Regions from separate parts of the Mus musculus genome. Here region 1 is linked to region 2. The links are chromatin loops, found by intact Hi-C in ENCODE. Cell type or tissue: heart. All regions are shown on one strand. Links, peaks and the distances in the headings refer to the core of each region. The heading gives the core; the rest is flanking DNA.

Region 1 (12,248 bases), core at 1,853-9,852, 130 kb before region 2:
TTTGTCATGGTCCCTCCCCAAAAACTAATTCCTCCCTTTTTTTTACCCTTTCTTATTTTCTACAAGTTATAGAAGAGTCAAGCTCATTTTTCCACTCCAATATAAGGCCCAAATTTTGTGACTCAGGTATCTTGTAAGGGCCTAGAAACTCATCTTTAATGTTTGACAAGGGCAAAACTCTGAAAGTGAGGACACACTCAAGGGGCTTAAATCCTCAATGGAGGACATGGCCTCACCCACTTTCAAACATAAAACAAGAATCCAGCTCTGTGTTTCCTGCTCCCCATTTCTAGTCCACTGCTTAAATAGCTTTAAGCAGTGTTTTGCAGAGACATTTCCTCACTTCCTCTTGTTCTTTGTAGGTTAGCTGCCAGCCTGACCACATTAACATGCAGCAGCAGCAACAGCAGCACTCTCCTAAGTTCTAAAAAGCTTACAATGCCAACAGTAAAGTGTAGGCTCCTTAAAACATGGTCTGAACAAATGCATACAAAGCTCACTCTTCGAAGGCATTCTGGAAAAGGCTCAGTATAGTTTATCCAACAGGCACTGCTTAAAAAGATGCCAAGAAAATATCTACTTAGATTATTAGCCAAACTTTGCACATCTGAAACAAAGACTAAACTTAAAAAAATATATATTTACCTACTGAGCCATCTTGTTGACGCAAGCCTGAATACATACGTCACCTATATACCAAGCAAAACAATTTCCACAAGTAGCTGAAATCACCGAGCAGATGACCCATACAAAGAATAGCTCCTGTAGCTTCTTTGAAAAATTATTCTCCCTCCTAAAATCAGTGATCAATCTAATCATGCACACAGATGCCTACAAACACAGGCCCTTACTAAATATGGCTTTGCCTACATCAAGAAATTATGTGATGCTGTGGTAGCAGGCGAAGTTTTAAGCACAAAACTCTGAGCTAGGCAAAACAGGAGACCCCTCTGTCAGGGTGATCTTCTAAGACCCTGATGAGTGTCTTAAGGGACAGCATGCAGTAAGTCAGCCACATGGAACTTGTTTTGGTTTTTTTTTTTAAATGTGTGTAAGTATCTCCAAAAAGTTAAACATTTAGTTTTTCTTCAGTTCAAAAGTGGTTTAATGTCTATTAAGTGTGAACACATTAGGACAGCTAAGGCATGACCACCTCATGATGAAGCCTCAAATCTTGCTAAGTACATCCAAGAGAGAGACTGACAGACAGTAGCCTAATTCTGAACTGTATGGGGTAAAGGTATAATCCATTTAATTTCCTGGCAGAGTCCAAAATTTTACTTTCTCGCTGGGCGGTGGTGGCACCCACCTTTAATCCCAGCACTTGGGAGGCAGAGGCAGGCGGATTTCTGAGTTCAAGGCCAGCCTGGTCTACAGAGTGAGTTTCAGGACAGCCAAGGCTACACAGAGAAACCCTGTCTCGAAAAAAAAAAAAATCACTTTCTCAATGATTTTCACCATATTACATTAATTAACTTCAAAGCATTCTTATTGCTATAAGAGTCAAAGTTTCCAACAGTTTAGTATAGCTGTGGTCTGAAAATACCTATACTCACTCAGTTTGTTTCAACTCTATTTCCCTTCCAGCCTGTTCACCTTAGAATAATGATGGATAAGTATTAACTAAGAGCTAGGATGTAGCTCAACTGTTTAAAGTACTTGCTTAACCATGCAAAAATGTACGTGCCTTTAATCCCAACATCTGGAAGGTAGTAGCAGAAGATTTAGAAGAAGTTCAATGTCAACCTCAACTACAAGTGCTAGGCCAGCCTGGGATACACAAATCCTTATCTAAAAACAAAAACAAAACAAAACAAAGGTTAGAGAGATGGTTCAGTGGTTACAATCATTGTCTGCTCTTCCAGAGGTCCTGAGTTCAAGTCCCAGCAACCACTTGGTGGCTCACAACCATCTGTAATGGGATTTGGTGCCCCAACCCTGGCATGCAGTAAGTGTACATGCAGACAGAACACTCATATACATCAAAACAACACAAAACAGTTTTGGGGGCTGGGGATGGCTCAGTGGTCAAGAGCACCGACTGTTCTTCCAGAGGACCTAGGTTCAAATCCCAGCACCCACAGGGCAACTCACAACTATCTGTTAACTCTAGAAACTAACACCCTTCCATAGACATACACGCAGCAAAACACCAATGCACATTAAAAAGGAAAATCCAAACAAACAAAAACAGGCTAGAGAGATGGCTCAGCCGTTTAGAGCACTGCCTACTCTTCCAAAGCAGCACAGACCACTTCCCAGCACATTACTCTTGCTGGGTAGATCAGGAGCACCCGCTAACTTCAGCTCCAGGGGATGGTGCTCTCTTGTGGATTCCAGAGGACCCAATTAGTTCTCAGTACTCACATGCACAACTGCCTGCCACTCCAACTCCAAGGGTGTGATGCCCTTTTCTGACTTTTACTAGCACTAGACATGCAAGTAGTACAGAGACATATATGCAGGCCAAACACTCACAAATAAGAAGTGATGTCATAATACACAGGCAGAAAAAAAAAATCACTAGATTTCTAAACAACCTACTTCTACTACTTCTTCCTCCTCCTTGATAGTGATTGAATCAAGTGCCTTCCTCAAGTTAAGCACACACTCTACCACTGATATATACCACCAGGTCCCAAACAGGCTGGCGTGAGATTGATCTTTCAAATTATAGTCATGCACACATACATATACGTACATGTATATATAATCAGCATCATCCAGTCACAAACACCTAAAGTAAAAGATGCCATTTTTGGAGAGACGAAACTTCCCAAGTCAGGAGGAGAGAGCAGACGTTTGTGAAGTACAACGGCACACCTCCAAGTTTGAGTAGGTGAGCAAGTGTGTGTCAGTGTGGAGCACTGAGCGTGTCTAAGAACCTGACAGGAGTTGACAGGTTCGCTTCCTGGAGTCTACTTCTCAAGACTAACAGTTTATCTCCCACCACCTCCATCCTAAGCAAAAATAAATCAACATGCCTTTCTATGCTGATTTTTTTGTTCAGAAACAAAACCCAACTTCAGTAATTGCTGTTCATCGTCACTATTATTCCAACATTTACTAAATGTCTTATTGCAAATAAAAAGATATAAAATGCCAGCTGGGTGGAGTGGTACACACCTTTAGTCCCAGCACTCTAGAGGCAGAGGCAGGCAGATCCTTTGAGGCCAGTCTGATCTACAAGGCAAGTTTCAGGATAACCAAGGCTACACATTGTCAATATATATATACATACACACACAAGAACCTTAATTTTCCCTTAAAAGGTACATGCTTGCTTTTGTTTCCTATAAAATGCTTTGTACAGACAAGCCAGGTCTGGTTAAAAATGTAGTACATCAGCAAAGACAATTCACAAATTTAAATCACAGGATTGTTGGCCTTCACCTCCCTAACTAAATTAGCAACGGGTGTGTAATTATACCTTAATAAAACAGAAAACCCACAACCTTAGGTCCCACTGAAATATGTATGAGTGTCGAGGGAAATGGAAATCCCTTTTATAATCCTTCTATAATTCCGGTATTTTTGTGAAAACACCTAATTTGAGTTGGCTGGTTCTGGTTAAATGAGAATATAAACCACTCACTAGTAGACAAAAATTCTTCTCCCCTTCTGTATGCTGAGTTTGAGATTATAATGAAATCAAGATTTTAAATAAAGTGGGCTAAAAGACTATTGTTTTGTTTCGATGTGGGTTAGGTACCCAATTGTTAGCAACAGTCGAATTCCTATCAGGCAAACAAACAAACAACAAAAGGCTGCCAATGTATTTCAGCAGCAAACGGTCTGCATGGCCAATGCCCTGTTAGATTCCCCAGCAAAGCACAAAAAAATAAAGAGGAAGGGTAACACCTTCCCAAAAATCTACACTCAACAAATTACAGTTAAGTCTGCACCCAAATTAAGTCACTACATCACATTACACATGACGATTATACACTTACTTTGTACTCATTAACTAGCCATATTTCTACTACTTTATAGGGTAACTTGTCAAGAACTTTCAAACAATGTTAGGGAGTCAGGACATAACTAAATGAAAAAGCAAAATCAACACTCATTTAATATATATGTCACCCCTCTTCTCTTCCCCGGAGTGAGGAACAATCCATTAACTTACTGTTTATGACTAAAGGAAAAGGCATTTAAAAGGATCTGCCGAAGATTGGAAAAAGGACCAAAAAGGACCACTCCTCCAAGGACAAAAGCTGTCCCCATTCTCCTACAGAGCACTGTCCCAACTGACAGGTTCACTCCCACCAACTTTCTCCAATAAATGGAGATTTAAACACTAAAATGGAAGTTTTGCTTTGCCTACTTAAAAAAAAAAAAAAATCGGCCCAACCGATACCAACTCTAACATAAGCCATCATCAGTACAAGATACTTTAATGGCAGGGAAGATGGGGATGACCTGCTAACAGCTCCTCCAACTGGTCAGAGCAGATAGCCTTTGAAGCTCTAACAACATTAATGTATGTTTAACATTTTCAAGTTCTGGTGGGTAGTCAGATGCACCGAACAAAGTTTGGGGCCAGCAGCAACGACACAACAGGTGAGAAACAGTGGACATCACTACAGAACATGCAATGGCAAACCCACGAATCCACGAAAGCCTGGGAGATGTGGGAGAGAATCAAGCACAAGACCACCCCAGACCCCCTGTTTTATCCGAGGCAAAGGCTCCGTTCCTTCTTAAGGGGTGCGCCACCTCCCCCTCCTGTCCCCCGGAGACCACCACGCCAGTCCCAGGAAGAACCCAGGCCCCTCGGTGGGTATCTCCGCCGGAGAGGAAAAACACAATGTCGCTCCTTATTTCTGCGTACAAAAGGACTTTGCGCCCTCCTCCTCCTCCTCGAACTGCCGCCTAGGCGCCTCCTCACAACTTGCAAGAAGGTGGGCAGCGCGCCATATTCAGCGCCCCCCAGTCCACCTGGGTAACCATCCCACGCCACCCCGGCGGGAGGGAAGCTTCGGAGGTCGCCCGGCCGAACCACCAGCCTCCTCTCCCGCCAGAGACAGCCACTCCCGCGCCCCGCCCGGCCGCACCGAGCCACCGGCGGGCCAGAGCCGGGAAGAGCCGAGGGGGCGAGCGCCGAGCCGCCGCTCCGGTCCCGCGCAGCCCACCCACCTCCCGCTCCCGGGCCCGGCGCGCTCTCCCGGGCCGCCGGCTCCCGAGCCCGCAGAAGGAAGACCAGGCCCGGGGTTCCACGGCGCGGAGGAGGCCGCGGCCGGGAGAACCCGAGGCGGTAGGGGAGGCCGGAACCCTGGGGCTCTCGGGAGGGCAGCCGCCTCCCTACCGAGCCCGCCAGGACGCCCGGGGCCTAGTGCGGCCTGCGCATCCTCGGGGTGGCGGTTTGGCTGGGCCGGGCCCGGGCCCGGGCCCCCCGCCCCAGGCAGGCCGAATCCGGCGGGGGCCCAGGCCCCGAGCCGGGGGCGGCAGGGTGCCGGCTGCGGGGCGGGCCGGCCGGCCGGCGGGCGGGCGGCGTGTTGCGGCTGCGCCGGGGCTGAAATAGCTGGAGATTGCGCGGTAGGGCACTCACCTCAGAGCGGCTGCGCTACCGTGGGCCTGCGCCGTGGAGACTGCGACCGCGCCGGCTCCTCGCAGCCTCCTGCCACCAGCGGCAATGGCGAGCGCTGCCGCCTCTGCCGCCGCCGCCGCCGCCGAGGAGGGGGAGGGGAGGGAGGAGGCACGCACGCGACGCACGGCTCGGCTTCCCCGCCCGGAGACCGCCATGATGGCGAGGCCAGCACGGCTCTGCGGCTCCGGGGAGGGGGCTCTCGGCGGCGCTCTCTGAGACCCCCGGCCGCCTCGTCGGCCTCTGGTGCGGCTCGGCAGCGCTGGCCGGGGCCCGGACCAGGAGGGCAACCGGCTGAGCAAGTCGCGGACGCGGCGGCGAAGTGGTTCATGCCGCCCAAGATGGTTGCTAATCCGAAGGAGCCCTCCGCTCGGAGCCGAGCGCGGGGAACTGAGACCTCCGCTCCAAAGCGGCTCCCCCACATTTTACTCGGCGCGCCTTTGCGTAGTCGCCTCGACCCCTCTCTGAAATGCGCTTTGTTTCTCTGTTTCAAAGCCCCAACCAGATCTGTAAACGGGGAACTTTGGTACAAAGCAATATGGTAATTTATTCTCTCGTTCCTTAGACCAACATTTCTAAAGGGCCCCTTTCCGTACTGGATGCTGTTATGGGTGCTCCGAAGTGCACCTGTTAGCAAACCAAGGCTCTATTTAATAAAAATAAAAAAGTAAGTTCTTGCCCTTGCTTTCTCGGCGCTTAGATGAAGCAATAGGGTATCCTAGTATGCCTAACAAGTGAGCAGACAGTGGGAAAATGAAAGGTTGGGGACATGGGGTAGTTTGGGTTGCTTTTGTTATGTCATCAGGAGCCCCCATCAGAACCACCGGGAGTCCCAGCTCCAACTGAAACCTAGAATCTGCATTTTTAACACTTCTGGGAGATTTAATGTGCACTAGATAAATGCCCCACATGGTGTCAGAAAACAGCTTAACAAATAAGCAAACATTTTTTTAATTGGATACCTTTGTCTTATGTAGTTTTTTTTTTTTTTTTTTTTTAGTCCAAGACAGGATTTCTCTGTGTAGACCAGGCTGTCCTGGAACTCACTCTGCAGACCAAGCTGACCTCCAACCCAGAGATCATCTGCCTCTACCTCCCCAGTGCTGGGATTAAAGGCGTGTGCCACCACTGCCCAGCTTAACTGAATGCCTTTTTCCCTTAACGGTTTCTTTTCTCTTCCTTCCTTCCTTACTTCCTTCCTTTCTTTTTTTTTCTTTTTCCTTTTTTTTGGTTTTTAGAGACGGTTTCTCTGTGTAGCCCTGGCTTGGCTGTCCAAGAACTCTGTAGACCAGGCTGGCCTCAAACTCAGAAATCTGCGTGCTTCTGCCTCCCCAGTGCTTGGATCAAAGGCGTGCGCCACCACTGCCTGGCACCCTTAATGTTTTCTAAATCAAACCGATATCACTGTCACTACCCATCCCTGTAGGAATAATGTCTGCTCTTTCCTCTTTGCCTCAATGATTTTTTTTTTTTTTTTTTTTTTTTTTTGAGATAGGGTCTCAACTATGTAGCCCAGGATGGCCTGAAACTCACCATAAAGACCAGACTGGCCTGGCCTCTAACTCAGAGATTTTTATCCTGTCCTTGCCTTCCAAGTTCTGGGATTAAAGACATGGACCCTCTGCCTGGCCATCCAATGACATCTTTAAAGCGTTGTTGCCTCTTTCTGACTTTGGTCCAGGCTGCTTTCGTGTGGAGGTGCTGCACTTAGACTCTGAACTGGCTCCCAGACCCTGGACTTGCTCTCCCCAGCCCCTTCTGCACACTTCAACTTGAATGGACTCTTTTCTTCATTTTTTTAAAAAAAAGCAGATCGTAGCTGGGCGTGGTGGCACACGCCTTTAATCCCAGCACTCGGGAGGCAGAGGCAGGTGGATTTCTGAGTTCGAGGCTAGTCTGGTCTACAGAGTGAGTTCCAGGACAGCCAGGGCTATACAGAGAAACCCTGTCTCAAAAAAAAAAAAAAAAAAAAAAAAAAAAAGCAGATTGTGTTGTGTTATTTCCCTGTTTGGGATGTCTAACGTCTAAAATCCTTGAAGGTGGCTTTGAGAACTTTGATGTCCTCACCCACGGTGCCATCTCTGACTTCATCTGCTGCGTCTCTCTCAGGCTACAGAAGAACTGGGAAGCTGTTGGATCATAGAGATCAAGGAATACTACCCCTCTGCTCAGAACATTTCTCACGGCTGTCTTCTCGCGTGCTAGAACTTTCCATCAGAACAGCTTGTTACTCCTTTAGTCTGGACATGGCTTTCATCCCTCATCCCCCAAGCCTGCTTGCTTTGCCTTTCCTTATCATACAGGACTTACCAGCGACATCTGCATTAGCTCCCTTCTCTGTTTACAATGGCCTCAGTAGCCCAAGCTAACCTCCACCTGAGGTTGACCTGTCCTGGCCTCCCAAGTGGTGGGATACCAGACCTGTGCTGCCATGCTCAGTTAATGTGTGCTGGGGATTGAACCCAGGACCTCATGGGTTTTGCTAGGCAAACAAACAACTGAGCAATATCCCCAGCCCCTACACTCTCCCTCTCATTTCATTCTCCAATGGAGGCCATTACGTAAGTACTACTATGGTCCCTTTTGACAGATGAAGAAGCCAAAACATGCCAATGTTACTTGCCCCAACTCAGATGGAGATGGAACCAGTCCTGATCCTGACCCTACCAGAGCTTTTAGATGGCTATCCACACCCACTCACAAAGCACAAGAGAACCTTAGTGTCAGACAGCATTAACTTCTGTGGAACTTTTGACAGTTTGTACTACAAATATTCTAATACCAAGTTACACAGAATACTTATTGCCAGGGCCAATATGATGGGATGAATGCTGTAAATGACTTTTTCATCACCCTTATATTAGTTCTGTACAGTCTTAAAATTTTTTAAATTCTATTTATTTAATTTATATATATGAATACACTGTAGCCGTCTTCAGACACACCAGAAGAGGGCACCAGATCTCATTATAGATGGTTGTAAGCCACCATGTGGTTGCTAGGAATTGAACTCAGGACCTCTGGAAAAGCAGTCAGTGCTCTTAACCGCTGAGCCATCTCTCCAGGCCCCAGTCTTAAGATTTAATGACATTAAGCAACCCAAACAAATTGAAATTGCTGCCGCCAAGACAAACTGGCTGACATGAGAATGGGGATTCTTGTGTTGGTAGGAGTCCTCTTGATCAGAGGGTTTTGTGCTTTGTTTTGTTTGGTTTTTGCTAAGGTCAAACACACCAAGCCCTTTGTATGCAAGTCTTATGTCAACAGATTCTCAGACCCGCCCTACACAATCATTTCTCCGGGGTCCTTCTGCATATTTCTGAGTTGATTGATTAGGTTATCAATGAAATTCTGGAAGACACCTTACCCACCTGAGATTAGATCTGACTGAGCTCATTAGATGATAAAGTTTGGCATTCTTTTTCTATTCTTGTCTTTTTGTTCCAAGGACAGAAAGAAAAATGGTAGATGAGGAGACCTCAGGATGTTTTACTGGCAAAAGTGCTTATCAAGCAAACATGATGACCTGAGTTCAATCCCTGGACTTGGGCGACACTACGGAAGCAGAGAACCTACTCCCAAAAGTTGTCTTCTGACCTTGTGCCTGCCATGCTATGGACACCTTTACAAGATATAGATAGATAGATAGATAGATAGATAGATAGATAGATAGATAGGTAGATAGATAGGTAGATAGATATAAAGATATATTGGTTTTTCGAGACAGGGTTTCTCTGTATAGCCCTGGCTGTCCTGGAACTCACTGTGTAGACCAGGCTGGCCTCAAACTCAGAAATCCGCCTGCCTCTGCCTCCCAAGTGCTGGAATTAAAAGCGAGTGCCACCACTGCCTGGCTAATTATTTTTATTTAAGACAGATGATCCTAATGGCTTCTTTGAGCATTGAGGCTTAACTTAGTATGACAGATCACTTTTGACAATGTTGAGCAAGGGCTAAGACATTAACAGTGCAACTTTCCTGGGGATCAAACATGAGTTAAGCCACTGAGATCTAAAGGAGACTCATGTCTCTCTATCTCATTTGCCCATCTAGGTAGAGGCAGACTGGGAGCAAATTTTACCACCACCACCCCCCATACCCGTCCCCAAAACAGAATAAGATTCTGTTCAACTTGAGAAACTATGAAGTAAGTTCCATTTTCCTGGGACAGTATAGGTCAGCTTCCTCGTATTATTGAGAGGTGACAAGGGCTATCTTTGACATTCAAACATTCAAAGAGGCAGTCCAGCCAGGTCATGTATCAATGCATCATTACACACACACACACAAAGAATCGACAAATTCTTGGGCTAAACAGGCTTGGACAACTCCAGCATTGAGCAAAGTCTACAGATATTAATCCTGCCAGCCAGTCTGGCGTGACTCTGTCTTGATAAGAAGTAAACGTTAAGACTCTAGTTTGAGGGGGCTGGAAAGATGTCTCAACGATTAAGAGCACTGTCGCACTTCCAGAGGACCGAGGTTCAAATTCCCAGCACCCATATAGTAACTCCAGTCAACTGTCTGTAACTCCAGTTCCAGGGGATCTGACACCTTCACACCGTCATACATACAAGCAAAACACCAATGCACATAAGATTTTTAAAAGATACAGTAAAACTTATCTTTTTTTTTTTTTTAAAAGACTACCACTGGGGCTGGTGAGATGGCTCAGCAGGTAAGAGCACCCGACTGCTCTTCCGATGGTCCTGAGTTCAAATCCCAGCAACCACATGGTGGCTCACAACCATCCGTAACAAGATCTGACTCCCTCTTCTGGTGTGTCTGAAGACAGCTACAGTGTACTTACATATAATAAATAAATAAATCTTAAAAAAAAAAAAAAAAAAGACTACTACTGTGGCATTGATAGGGTAAGGGGATAGACTGATATGACCAGTGTCTAGCCTGTTCTACACTGTAGCTTGGGAGCAGATATGTAGTTAATCACTAAGTTTTATTTTATTTGGTTGTATCATTGTTTCCAGGGCCCTCTCTGAGCAGAGATGACTGGTTAACACAGGACACCAGCATTCCTAGGTGCCCTGTCTTATCTTTTCCATACTGTCTTCACATCAGTCACTGAAAGATGCTCTGACGTCTCCTTAATGGTGGGAATTAGGGCTGAGATGGCTAATAGAAATGGAAAGGAAAGGACCAATGTAAACAGAGGAAAATCCAATACTGATGGGTAACTGAGGAGACAGCTGAAGGGCTAAGAGGACAGAGGACAGAGGCGATTCAAGGTTTTCAGGACAGAATGGTGGATAGATGCAACTGAAAGTGTCCTGACCTTGCCGAAAGGGAAGTCAATTTAGATACAGGATATGTCTGGTTTCCAGCAGATTGAATGGTGGCTGGCAGTGGGGAAGCCTGCTGCTTTAGGATTGCCCTGGCACAGCCAGCAGCCTGGAATAGGATTGGTAAAAGACACAAGAGCCACTGGCTGAGTGCCAGCTGTCAGAAGCCAGGGGTAAAGGGGTGGAAGGAAGAAGTTGAGAGAGGCCGAGAAGTTTCATTTTGGAAGTGGGTTTTGATTGTGGATAGGGTGTTTTCCAGTACTAGCTCCCTAAGACCTAGTTAATAGTTCTGAGGAAGTACTCCCTTTAAAATGAGACCATTCCACCATTCCATGTATTCATGCACCTTTAGGTGTGACTTACCAGCTTCACAGTTTTCCTTTCTGGGAACTGCCCTCATAGAATGTCCCTACTGATCTTGCCTATTTTATAAAGTCTCCCTCTCCCTGGTGCTCACCTGGCCAGAACTGTGTTAACGTGTGTTTTCTTTTTTTTTTTTTTTTTTTTTTTTTTTTAAGATTTATTTATTTATTATATGTAAGTACACTGTAGCTGTCTTCAGTCACTCCAAAAGAGGGCACCAGATCTCGTTAGGATGGTTGTGACCCACCATGTGGTTGCTGGGATTTGAACTCCTGACCTTCGGAAGAGCAGTCGGGTGCTCTTACCCACTGAGCCATCTCACCAGCCCCAACGTGTGTTTTCTATCCCAAGAATTTAGAAGATCTGACTAAGACACAGAGACTAGAAACTGAGAGCCGAGTCTCATTCTTGATGAAGCTGTGGAAATAAAAGGTCATGAACACTACCAAGGTCCCCAGGATTGTCCTCGTCTGTCAATACCTTGAGATCACAGGTGACTGGTCCAAAAATAAGCTCCTGGCTCAAAGTGGACCAAATTAGATCCATTAATGGAGATTTTGAAACTGAAATTGAAAAATCTCACCATAGTCTCCTCTCTCTCTCTCTCCCACCCCCTTCCCTCCTTCCCTCCCTTCTTCCCTTTCTCTGTTTCTGTACTTGAGTTACATCTTAGTCGTTGGTTGTGGGAGGTGCAGTCAGAGGCCATTTTCTACCCAAGTAACTGAGAAACAGGAAGTCATCAGAAGAGTGAGGCAGAAGCACAAAGAGAGGGAGGCTGAGGGAGAGGGAAAGAGGTTTCCTGGTGTGTTGGTTAAGCTTCATTGTCAACTCAACTCAACTGGACTTTAGAGTCAGGGAGACATCTTTCTGTTGGGGCATCTCAGAGAGGTTTACTGGGGAGGACTGGCCCAGCCTGAATGCTAACAGCACCACCCAAGGGCCAGGAACGAGACCAAATAAAAAGGAGAAAACAAGGCAAACACCAGCCCCTTTCTGTC
Region 2 (12,248 bases), core at 2,347-10,346:
GATTCCACCTATACCATAAAGCAATTGAAATTTACTTATAATCCAGCCAACTAAGATAAAGGCTGAGAATTACCTGGGAGTTAGAACAGTTGTGTTTCAAATTCTGGGGGTGGCCAGGAACAAATCTCAACTTTAAATTTTAAATATGTCAATCATTAGTTCATTAATGTAAATGTAAGTATACATGTATGTATTTGTATGTATATGTATGTATTAGGCTAGAAAAGTCAGGAAATAGTAGTCAGGAAGGTAAACACTGCTGAACTTTGTCCTTATTTTTAAAGTATTAATAATGAGATTTCATTTGCAGATAATTATAAGATACATTAAAGTATCTTCTACTCAGATTACACGAGTATAACATCTGCCATACTCGCTTCAGACTACCCTCCAGTATTATTTCTTTCTCTGGAAGTAATTACCACCATGAATTTGGTATGCATTCCACACACGCCCATTTTTAGATTTTTACTACCTTTGTTTGTGTCTATAAACAGTATATCAGGGTGGGTATATGCATAGGATCCAGATTCATTTCCCAGCACCCATATTGTGGCTCCCAACTATCCAACTCCTCAGGTCCGGGCACATGCATAGTACACATATATGCATGCAGGCTAAACATTCATACACGTCAAATAAAATAAATCTAAAAATTTTAAAAGTGTATCTCTGATACTGTTCTATTTTTAATCTTAACATTACCATAACTGTATAAATTCTTTTGCATTATTTCCTTGTCTCCATTTTGTTTTGGGCATCTATTCATACTGAAGTATATTGATACAGATCAATTATATTAATGACTGTATGCAGACCAACTATATCTACATGCTAGTCTATCAATTCCCTTGCAAATAGGAATTTTAGGTTGTTTTCAACTTTTCATAATTAAAAACAAGGCTGAAATAAACACTGTTTGTGCCCAAGTATAAAGTTCTTAGTTGAATATCTAGGAATAAAATTACTGGGTCATAATATGTGCACATCTTCAACTTTATTAGATATGACCTAATTGCTTTCCAATTTTATACTTTGCGCCTTCATACTGCTACACATAGCTGTGTGGAAAAATAAATGCTCATTAGGCCTTTGAAGTTTTTTTAAACCTTTAATTAATTACTTAATTAATTTTGTGTGTATCTGTATGGGCATGAGTGCCATACTGCACATATAGAAGTCAGAAGATAACTTGTGTGAGTCAGTTCTCTTCTCCCACCACCACTGGAGTCTGAGATTCAAACTCAGGCAGGCCATGAGCCTTGATGACAATGGCCTTACCAGCTGATCCATCTTGCCAACCTTTACATTTTTCAGTCTAACGGTTGTGAAATAATATCTCGTGTTTTAAAAATATTTTCTCTTCATTAATTAATAAATTTGGGCTGGAGAAATGGCTTAGTGGTTAGGAGCGCTGGCTGCTCTTCCAGAGGACCTAGGTTCAATTCACAGCACCCACATGGAAGCTCACCATGTCTGTAACTTCAATTCTAGGGGATCAAACACCTTTACACAGACATACGTGCAGGTAAAATACCAATGCACATAAAAAAAATGAAAAAAAAAATCAAACCTTGAACATCTTTTCAGACAGACAGACACAGACACAGGCACAGACACTTTTGTGGTTCTGTGGATTCAACAGAGAGCCTCATACATGCCCCTATATATATCTACTGACTTTCTGACTTTCTTTCCTGTGAGTTCTTATTCTCCGTCTAGTTCTCTAACAGATTAGTCATCTCTCTTTTGTTTATCTCTTTCTTTCTCCACAGACTCAGATTCTAGATTCTAATCCTTTGTTCGTTATTAAACCTCAATATTTCTGTCACTCACTGCAAAATTTATTCACTGTGCTTATTCACCAGAGCTTCTGCAAAAATGTTTGTCTTTTTATCTGAAAAAGCGTGTCTCAAAGTGTCATTTCCATGTGACAGAATATTTAACTTTCACACCATCTCTACCCAAAGCTCATTTATTAATAACTAGCATTCATAGCACGTGTGGTATGGAGGCCCTCAATGTGAGGAGATCACGTTTGCCCTATTCTAAAATTCCAGACAGGAAGCAGCAGCCCAGAACTGAGAAAAGAATGGAATCATTTAACCCCAACTCAAATACCTACAGCAGAGCTTGACCATGACTGATGTAGGTGAGATGGCCAGCCTTACCCAGCCAGCCAATTACCTATAATCTCCTTCTGCTGTGGCTGGAATTTTAATAAGGGCAAGTACTAGGAGAAAGATTAGGATGGGTAGACAGAGATAGAATGTTATTTTTAAAAGAAAGGTGGCAGAGAGAATAGATATGCGAACACATTGATTATAGGAAGAGAGAGGTGAATACTGGAAAGTGGAGAGAACTGATCTGAGAGCAAATCAGTGCAGCAAAAGAAAAAGAATTACCAGGAAAGAGGAATAGACTGAACAAATGAAGACTACTAAGATCAAGAATTTACAGAAGGAGATATGAAAGAGGCACTTTTGTTGGGTTGGGGAAAGGAAGATAATGGTAACAGCCCTTCTTCATAGCCCTTTGCTAAGACCAGACAAGCTGTCACAGACACTACAGGCCTGTTCCCTCTCCCCCTGACCACATTTCACTCCCGCTCTCTACTGACCCATCTATTCATACCTGACAATTCTGCTGCATGCCCGTCTGAATCTCCATATTCAAACTCCAGAGTAGGGCAGTCCACAGAGCCCTATAATAGAGAAAAATTTCTGGTAATGGGAAAAGAGGTTGCCAAAGAAAGAATATACATCAATTTCGCTTTTTTCAAAAAACGAAGTAAATGGCTCAGGAATGTGATTCTTCTCTGGCCTTCACACACATGCGCACACAAGTACCCATCCAACTGCACAGAAAGAAAGGGGTGGGGTGGGGGTGAGAAGATTCCTGAAACAATGACCTGCAGTTTGATATAATGAAAAAAAAATGGCTTTGCTCAGGCTTGGTGGTTCATGCCTTTGATCCTAGCACCTAGGAGGCAGAGATAGGTGGATCTCTGAGTTATGAGGCCAGCCTGGTCTACACAGTGAGTTTCGGGACAGCCAGTTCTATACAGAGAAACCCTGTCTCAAAACAATAAAACTGTGCTCTTAGACATGTGCATCTTAGGATGGTGACTCTTAGAAAGAACACAGTCTCTATACCCATCTGAGCCCATACCTTGTCTATGAGTTTCTTCTATTTGGACGTTTCTGATTTGAACCTTTTATTTAAAAATTAGAATCTTAAATATAAACACCCCAGAGTTCAGTCATTCTAGCAAATTATCGTTCAAACTTGAAAGGGGTAATAGTAACCTGAGTTTACAGTTGGCCAAATAGAAATGTATACCATCTAGGAACTTCAGTTGTGGCTTGCATATGAATTGGGGGCAATCTTGTATGTTCACTACATCTGGGCAATTAGTGTCAGAATTGAATTCATTTGTAGGACATTCAGTTGGCATCAGTAACTATTGTTGGAAAATGCTCAGTTTTCTCACCCATAAAATAGGACAATAGTAAGGTTTTCTTCACTGGGTCACTGTAAAGACTAAGAGTTAAGTACAAGAAATGCCCTTATCATGCATATCTATCTATCTATCTATCTATCTATCTATCTATCTATCTATCTATCTATCTATCTATATCTTGATTTGTGCCAATTGTAATTCTCTTCTAGCAAAATTTTCAGGAGTTCTAGGAAAAGAAAACTATTTTCCCTAAGGATTTTCTTTACTGGAAAACAAAGAGGGAAGGAAAAGCAGATTTGGGCACTGCAAAGATGACAGGGGACGTACTAACAGTCATACCCTTTGCCTTAGAAGGTGGAAGTAACACTAATTTTTCCAGCAAGGCTTTTGGAGGCAATGAGCCCAGACAGAGATGATTACTGCAGTTGTTCATTTCCAAGCATGAAGAATGCAGCTGCGGAAAGTCAGGAGGTGAAACTCCGGGGAGCCACACTGAGCTCACTGGCAAAAGCAACACACTACGAGAGCCTTTTTCCTGCAGGGGACTGAGACAGGTGGGGATTGTGCCATGCCTCTACTTCAGAAGGAAGACCCAGCCTATCACTCTGGGGTCATTTATTTGCATATTGTGTCTCCCCACCTTTCCTGGAATGCTTGCTCTAGAAGGGCAAAGACCCTTCTGCCTTATTCACTGATATATCATTAACATCTTGTAACTTCATTGCTAGCCCCTCAAAATATTTGATCAAGAACAATGTTTCACTTCCTCCGTTTTGAGCTGTCCTCCAACATGGCCTCACCACCACAATAGTCCTCTGAAACCATGAGCCAAGATTAAACTTTTCCTTCATCGAAAAACACACCAATGTCTCTCTTGAGGAAGGAGGTATAAGGCACTTTTAAAAGAAAATCCCTACAAAGAAACCCTGTCTGTACAAGATGGTGACTTTGGGGGCAGTTTCCCCTGCTCCATTTACCTTTTAGGAACTAGGAGACGGGGGTGAGAGCTTAATGGCAGTGTATATGCTAGTGTTGGTCTCTGTACAACAAATAACCAAATAGACAGATTGATCACTTTGGAAACTGTGAAATACTATTTAAATGAATCACCACAGACTAGGACTCCCTCTGCCCCTTAACGAGAATGATGACAGTTATAAGTACTGACCAATTAATTATATGAACTGTTTAAAAGGCTTTGTGTTCGATTATCTCAACCTTCTGAGTTATTCAGTGGTAACTGTTTTACAAAAGAAACTAGGTTAGTTAATTTGCCTAAAGCCACACAGATAATAAATGGAGGTACTGAAACAGACAGACAGACAATTGGCCAGACAGACACTGAAACTTGGTGGTTTTGGCCATTCACTGTCAGCCAAGTGTCTGATCTCAGGAGAGTTGGTTTTATCTCTTTTACCTTTTGTCTCTAGATGACCAGACCCCTTTTCTGCTGCTGGGGATCAATTTAGAGTCTTGTGTAAGCTACACAAGCACTCCATCACTGAGCCACATCCCCCCAACTCCGTGGCTTCTACGTAGTAAAATGAAAGGTTAGGCTCACTGTGGTAGCATATTTTGTAATCCTAACACCTGAAAAACAGAGGCAGGAGGATCAAAGCTCTCCTCAGTTACACAGTGAGTTCAAGCCCAGCCAGGGCAAGTTGTCAATAGACGTTGCCATGGGCTGTCTCAAATAATTAAATCCAGATGAAATCGAATCAAATAAAGGCTAAACCAGATGACCTTCACATCCCCTTCCACATACATTTCGTTCCCCCTGAGTCCCTGCTTGTATGCAGTTTTGCTCTTGGTTGATAGATGGAATATGGCTAGATAAAATGTAGGGGAATAATAATAATTCATTCCTTTCCATGTCCCAAGTTAGTTTTTTTTGGTTTTGGTTTTGTTTTTTTCCTAAGAAAAGGTGGAAGATATTTAAATAGCCATCCCATTAGCTGCATCCTGGGACTGCTACTCTCAAACGTCGCCCTGGTCCTATCCCAGCTTGAATCCTGTCTTTCAACCCTCCTAGAAAAGGGGCGAGCTGTTCGCGGAAGGCGCTCCCTAAGCCACCGCCATCACCCGAGGGCAGGAGATATAGCAAGGGGAAGGCTGGTGCTCCAGGCTGGTCTGGTCCAGTCCAGTGCCAGTTGCTGCAGTGTGAAGAGGGAGGGCGTGCTGCCCGCCAGCCCACCCTCCCCTCCCGCGGCAGAGCTCGGGCTCCCGCCCCTCCGTCCAGTCCCTGCACCTCTATGCGCTGGTTCCCCATCGGTACACCGGGATCCAAATTCCGGCTTCACCGGGCGGCAGCTGTCAAGTATCTGGAAAGTATCTGTTACGCTCTTCGCGCCGGTTAGGAAAACCGCAGGCCAAGGCAAGAAAGCGGGCGACCCGCAGCGGGAAGGGACCGGGCTGAGGGCCGCTCCACCTCAGCCGCCGCTTCCCGCTGGCGGATACCTCCGGGTTCCTCACCTCCGACTCCCGCCGCTGGTTGCGGAACGTTTCCCTGCCCTTGGGCACGGCCGGCTTCCCTTTGCCGCCGTTGCCGTTCCCGTTCCCATTGCCGTTCCCGTTGCCGTTGTCATTAGCAGGAGAGCCGGCGGGCCCCGGTGCCGCGGGGTCGTCCATGCTGGGAAGGTTCCCTTCAGCGGTTCGCCTCAGCGGCTCCCTACCGTAGCTCCAAGATCTCTGCCCAGGGCGACCCCGCCACAGCGCGCGCCCGGGACCAGGCCCCGCCCCCTGAACTCCGATTGGCTGTAACTACTCTCCGAGGCCCCGCCCCGAGATGCGATTGGCTAATCAGCCATCCAGAGGCGGGGGCTCTTTCAAGGAATATTTTCCCCATGGACCCCCGGCATTTTTACTGCTCAGTTGCTGGTAGCCTGGGACTAGTAGACTCCACGTCCAGCTCCACGATTCGAATTCTGAACCCTGAGCGCAAGGCGGCTTAGCTCCGTGCTGCATGCTCTTTTCAGTGCTGTTCCTGTCCCACATAGCAGCCTTTTCCTGAGAGCCCTAGTCCATCCCTGGTCCAAAGTGCCTACGTTTCGGCGGTACTAGACCCGGACCCCCTCATCCAGGCTGCTGCACGCCTGTGACATCCCGCTTTGTCGCAGAAAGGGCTTGGCCTTCAGGATAACCTGAGCCACCACACCATAAACTTACCCTCTCAGGAAGCTTTCGGAAGAGAACTCTTGGAGGAGAGAATGAGAGTTGCGGGGAGGGACCTAACTGAAATCCCTGAGGGCTGCTCCCTGTCATTTGTCCCTAGCTGTGTGGGCGCCTTCTTTTTGGTGCGAATAGATGGCAAGCTCCCACCCTCACCCGCTGCTCTTTCCTTCCCATTTCTAAAACAATCCTAATCTAAGTCTAAGATGTTGAGTTCGATCCCCGGGTCCTCACTTGGTGGAAGGAGAGAATGAACAGCCAAAAGTTGTCCTTTGACACCAGACCTCCACACATGCTCCTGGTGTCCTCCCCGATTCCCATATACAAACAAATAAATATTTAAATTGAAAAGAAAAAAAAATCCTACGCCCTAAGAGCTAAAAGTAACCAGAAGGTAACCGGGTAGTTGAAGGCTGTGGATTCGGCTCTCTCCCGAATACAATTTAAATATATTGGCAGGTCTGGCTTGACAATGGATGAAGGGAATGGGAGGGACCAAATCGCTATGGTAACCCATGACTTTAAGACAGTGAAAGGATCATTGAGTTGGGACTGTGCCAAGCGTTGTATGTGTTTTCTTGGTACCACACCTCTTCCGGACAGGTTATTTTTTACGAATCCAGTTTTTATTGATGAGGAAATTCTGAAGCACAGAGAACACCCAAGGATTACATTAAGTCTTGTCTCAGTGTGGTAAGTATGCTGCTCTATAGAAGAAACTTCCGTTCACTTGGTTTACTTCAGTCTTGGCGTTTCAATTGCTGTGATAAAAATCCATGACCAAAAGTAACTTGGGTAAGAGAGGGTTTGTTTCATCTGATAGCCTACAGCTCATTACCTAGGGAAGCAGGAACTGTGCTTTCTGGCTTGTCCCTCCTCGCTTTTTAATACAACTGCTTACAGTGAGCCAGGCCCTTCCACATCAACCATCAGCCAAGAAAATGCCCCATAAACTTGCGCACACACAGGTCAGACTGCTGGGGTGTTTTTCCTCAATGGAAATTCCCTCTTCCAAAATGACTCTTTCTGGTGTCAGGTTTGCACAAAACCAGCCAGCACAGCTACTGATCTTTAAGATGACTCCTACTTCTCTACATTTTTTTTTTTTTTTGATCCTCCTAACTGTATTAGGTATGTTGCTATCAAACCAACTTTGCTGGGATCCCAAATTCTAGTACTGTATTCTTCTCAACCAATGGAATTATTTCTCCTTTTCTTAGGAATAATTCCATTCTTTTTTAGACATGGTTTCACATTGTAGCTCAGAATAGCCTAGAACTATGTAGCCTAGCCATGGTAACCCTCCTTCATCCTCCTGAGTACTGGAACTACAGACATGAGACTTTGTACAGATCTTAACCCCATTTCTTTAAAAAAATATATTATTTATGCATATGAGTCTTTTGTCTGTGCAGCAAATGCTTCCTGGTGCCCATGGAGGCTAGAAGAGGGAAGATGTCCTGGGACTCGAGTTACAGATGGTTGGGAGCCACCATCTCAGCTCCTCTGCAAGAGCAATTTGTGGTTTTAATGACTGAGCCATTTCCCCAGGCCCTCAACTTTTTTCTTCTTTACCTTTCTGCTAGTTGGCAGGTGATAGGGGGAAGGAGGACATCAACCAAGACCATATTCTTTGGAGATTTCTGGGTACTTTTCATGGTCCCCAACATTTCACCAGTCTTCCAGTCCCACTCCTACGCCACTGTGGATGTAAGCTTCTTCGTAGGGTCAAGCTTCATTGTGATTTTTTTTCCCTAGAGCTGAGGACTGAACCCAGGGCCTTGAGCTTGCTAGGCAAGCGCTCTACCACTGAGCTTAATCCCCAACCCCCGTTGTGGTTTTTTGTTGTTGTTGTTGTTTATTTTTTGAGTCACAGTCTCATGTAGCTCAGGCTGGCTTAAACCATGGTTTAAGTGAAGATGACCTTGAACTCCTGATCTTCCTGTCTCCAAAGTTCTGGGGTTACAGGTGTGCACCACTAAGCCTGGTTCTTCATTGGTTTTGCATACCACATTTCTGTATGTTTAACACAGGGGGTCACAATCTATGGTGTATTAACATTTTGGACAGAAAAATTAAGGCAGAGTGTCCATATGTTTTAAGCTGTTCAGTAGAGCTTTTGGCTGTCCCCAACAGATGCCAGCAGCATTTTCCCTTTAGTTATGACAACCAAAAATGCCTTTAAACATTGCAATATATCCCCTGGAGAGCAAAAATCTCCTGTTGCAATATCTTGGCTTTGTAAATAAACTCATGTGAATTTATTTCCAAGAAAGTCTTTGGCTCAAGGCACAAACTACTTGATTTTGGAATTTTTCAGGGTATAATTTGTTAAAACTCTTAAAAATGTACAATCTACATTAAAATCCACAATCCATGCTTAGGTTATGCCTGCTTCAGTGCGACACCCTTGCCATAGCAAAGCCCATTGGGTTTCTTACTAAAGAGTTCTTTGTCTAGCTCTCTGTTCTTTGTGTACCTGTTGTCTTAAGCAGTCAATTGCCACTTAGGATTGACAGTCCCAGAAATGATTTTCCTGTGATCCCAGCTGGTCAGGAACATCCTCACAGGGTCTCCTTTTGAGGCTTTCTTCCTTTTCCTGTTTATCCCTAGGGCAAAGACTGATGTGTTTGGAGTGGCACTGAGGAGGTCTTCTCCCGTTGGCTTCTATCTAAAGGTAACTGAGCCTAGAGCTCCATCTGGCTTTGCTTTCAGAGATGGGAATTGAAAATGTGAAGATCTCTAAGAATCAGAATGTAATCTTTTTCTAGTGAATGGTAAAACAGCAAAGACTGGACCTCTATCTGCTCAAGATAAGCCCAGATAGATATTCAGAACTTGTCATGAAGTGGAAGATGTCTGGGGGAAAAACTGGATGAAGTCATAAGAAACTTCAATCAACTGAAAACTTTGAAACTGTAGGCCATTCAGCTTATTTACCAAAGAGTGACAATCATGAATATCCTTGGTCACAGAAACAACCAGAAGTATACCTGGGAGGTAATGTCAGGCTGGTTGATGCTGCCAGTATTTTGAAATCTGGACTACTGGAGCTAGTATATAGATGCATCAGTGGTTAAGAGCACTCGATGCTCTTCCAGAGAACCTGATTTCAGTTTCCAGCACCTACATCAGGTGGCTCACAACCATCTGTAGGTAATTCTGGCTTCCACAGGCACCTGCACTCAGATGCACATATCCATACACAGATACATAATTGAAAGCAACACCTTTAAACAATAATATTAATAATAATAAAAAAACTCCCACAACACTATGCTACCAAATTCCCTTGTCCCAGGTTTTTACTTCCAAACTCAGGCTTCTGATGGAATGTTGATGGTAAAAATAGGAATAATTAGAGACAAAACACACTCCTTTCCCTATTTAAGCATGCTAATTCACAAAGATAAAATACTCCATTAAATAGATGGTACCTGGCACTAAGACAGCCTAAAAATATGTTGCAGGAAGTCTTCAAGTACTGTGTTTCTAGACTAGTAGGCAGACAGGATAAAACAGAGCACATGAGGCACACGATACAGCAGAGGCTATATAGTGCCTGGACCTGGGGTTATGTAGTAATCAGTGTGCACCAGTGTCTTTAAGCAGTCTCTCTCCTTCCTTTTTTTTTTTTTATTATTTTTTTAAGAGTATATTGCAGTGTCAGCAGAGGATGTTGGCTCACTAGAAGCTGGAGTAAGATACTGGTGAGCTAACATATGGGTGGGTGTTGGGAATTGAACTTGGGTCATCTTTGAGACAGAACAGGCAACTGGACTCATATTCTAGTATGATTTAAAAGATAAATCTCTACCTGACCCTTTTCTTTTCCTTCTTTCCTATGGCTGGATATGACAGACTCCAGGTAACACAGTGGAATTGGGTGACCTAGATCCATACTTTAGGTTTTTGTTTTGTTTTTTAAAATCTGAATCTCACAGTCTTCTCCTCCTCAAGGTTGTGGTTCAGAGGTGTGCTCCTTATACATAGCCAGCTGTGGGTCAAGGCGTGGTGTTCGGGGAGAGACAAGGTATTTGTTAGCAGTGTCTCAGTGTAAAACAAGACTCTCAGGGTGATGGTCACTCCAACACACCTGCTGGTAACTGCATCAGCTTTTCACATCTTCATCCTACGGCAGGTATCCTTGTTATTTTTTGCCCACATATCTCTCATCTCTGAATTCATAGTTCACAGAATTAAGTGGTATTCTCAGGACACAGATCAGTTTTAAGAATACTTTATTTTTTGAGATTACATAGTCATTATTGCTGATCTAATACAATCACTTAGACATAGAGATTTCCAAGAGCTTCTCAGAACTGGTGATCCTTAGAGGCTTTGTTCCTTTCAGTAAGATGACAGTAAGAACTAGATGATTATTTGTATAGATATGGATGTGTTTTACATATATAAGTATATATATGTTTAGACTTGTCAATGTCAATATATAATTTGCTGGTGTTACCTATTTTCTTTCCATAATTTTCCTTTATTAAAAAAGCTTAATGCAACAATGCATTCTGATTTATTTTAAACCATGACAAAAGTTAATTCTGAGGAAAAGCACAGGAGCAGCAATTTCAGATCTTTTCAGAGAAAAGCCAAGCAGCAGAAAAAGCTTTGCAGGAGTGTGTGGCCGTGGGGAGCCTGGCTCTCCCAGGAGGGGAACATGAGGAGGGAGGAGGGCAGAGGGAAGGTAGATTAGAGGCATTTTTGTTTAACAAGAAAAAGAAAACAATATTTCCACTAAAACAGCAAGAAGACCTTGAAGTAGCACAAATTCATTGTAGACAAGTGGTGTATTTCCCTCTGCCCAGGGCCACATAACCAGAGACAACCAGTCTTCTCTTCCTTGTCTCCAGGTAGCTAGAGTGCTTGTAAAAGGAAGAGTTGGAATAAGAAGAAATTTGCTCTTATTCCAAGGTTAGAGGAAACAATGATTTGGTTCCAGCATTAGGGCAGAACCTGGGCTATCTTCTTTCTTCCCAACTCTCCACAAGCCTGCTGTACTGGGATTCATTCGCCCCAGGGCCTGGCACATGCTAATCAAGTGTCCTATCACTGTCTTACATCCTATTTCTGGCTACTTTCTTAATGGTTGATGACACAGAAGTCTCCAGAGAGAAGGGAATAGATGTCATCTGTAACTCACAGGCAGATACCTCACTATGGGCAGTCAGGTACAACGTAACTTAGAAACCCATGTGGCTCCTTTTTTACTTGGAGGGGATCTCTTCCCTATGGTGTGGCAGCCATAAGAAGCTCTGTAGAGAGCTAGGCTTTGCAGAAAATCACCAGGATATGACTTGGGGCCCAAGCCAGATACCTGCCTAACGGAATCTGCTCTGGACATAAAATGAGGCACAGAGATATGAATCTTTCACTAAAGAGATCCAATTATGAGGCCAGACATAGTAGCACATGGCCTCAGGAGGCCAAGGCAGGAGAACTGCCGTGACTTTGAGTCCAGCCTGGGTTACAGAGCAAGACTATCTCAAAACAACAACAACCCCAACAACAATAACAAAAAAACAAAAAACAAAAAACAAAACAGATATGGTAGTGGGAGAGTGATTGATGCATTCCGCTAATACAGAAATCAGAATGAGGCAAA

What was found. Peaks named below come from ENCODE experiments on the same cell type or tissue, not always from the same donor. Only the 100,000 strongest peaks of a DNase experiment are listed, where the experiment ranks them.
Region 1: it touches region 2 in a loop (4-fold over the local background); 7 of 42 quality-filtered maps call a loop at or near these places.

What each region holds. Positions count from the first base shown.
Region 1 is chr6:30,041,417-30,053,664 of GRCm38, reverse strand. It overlaps Nrf1 (nuclear respiratory factor 1), which reads right to left and starts at 5,677. Exons shown (of 12, transcript NM_001164226.1): 1 at 5,552-5,677. In heart, for the core only: CTCF peaks have their summits at 4,443 and 5,630; DNase peaks (open chromatin) are centred at 5,004 and 5,614; H3K4me3 peaks cover 2,988 bases; H3K27ac peaks cover 2,606 bases.
Region 2 is chr6:29,910,918-29,923,165 of GRCm38, reverse strand. It overlaps Strip2 (striatin interacting protein 2), which reads right to left and starts at 6,153. Exons shown (of 21, transcript NM_177204.3): 1 at 5,936-6,153; 2 at 2,635-2,704. The coding sequence starts at 6,091. It overlaps Ahcyl2 (S-adenosylhomocysteine hydrolase-like 2), which reads right to left. Exons shown (of 17, transcript NM_001171000.2): 17 at 10,856-12,248. In heart, for the core only: a CTCF peak has its summit at 9,331; DNase peaks (open chromatin) are centred at 5,635 and 6,205; H3K4me3 peaks cover 2,326 bases; H3K27ac peaks cover 1,206 bases; H3K27me3 peaks cover 653 bases.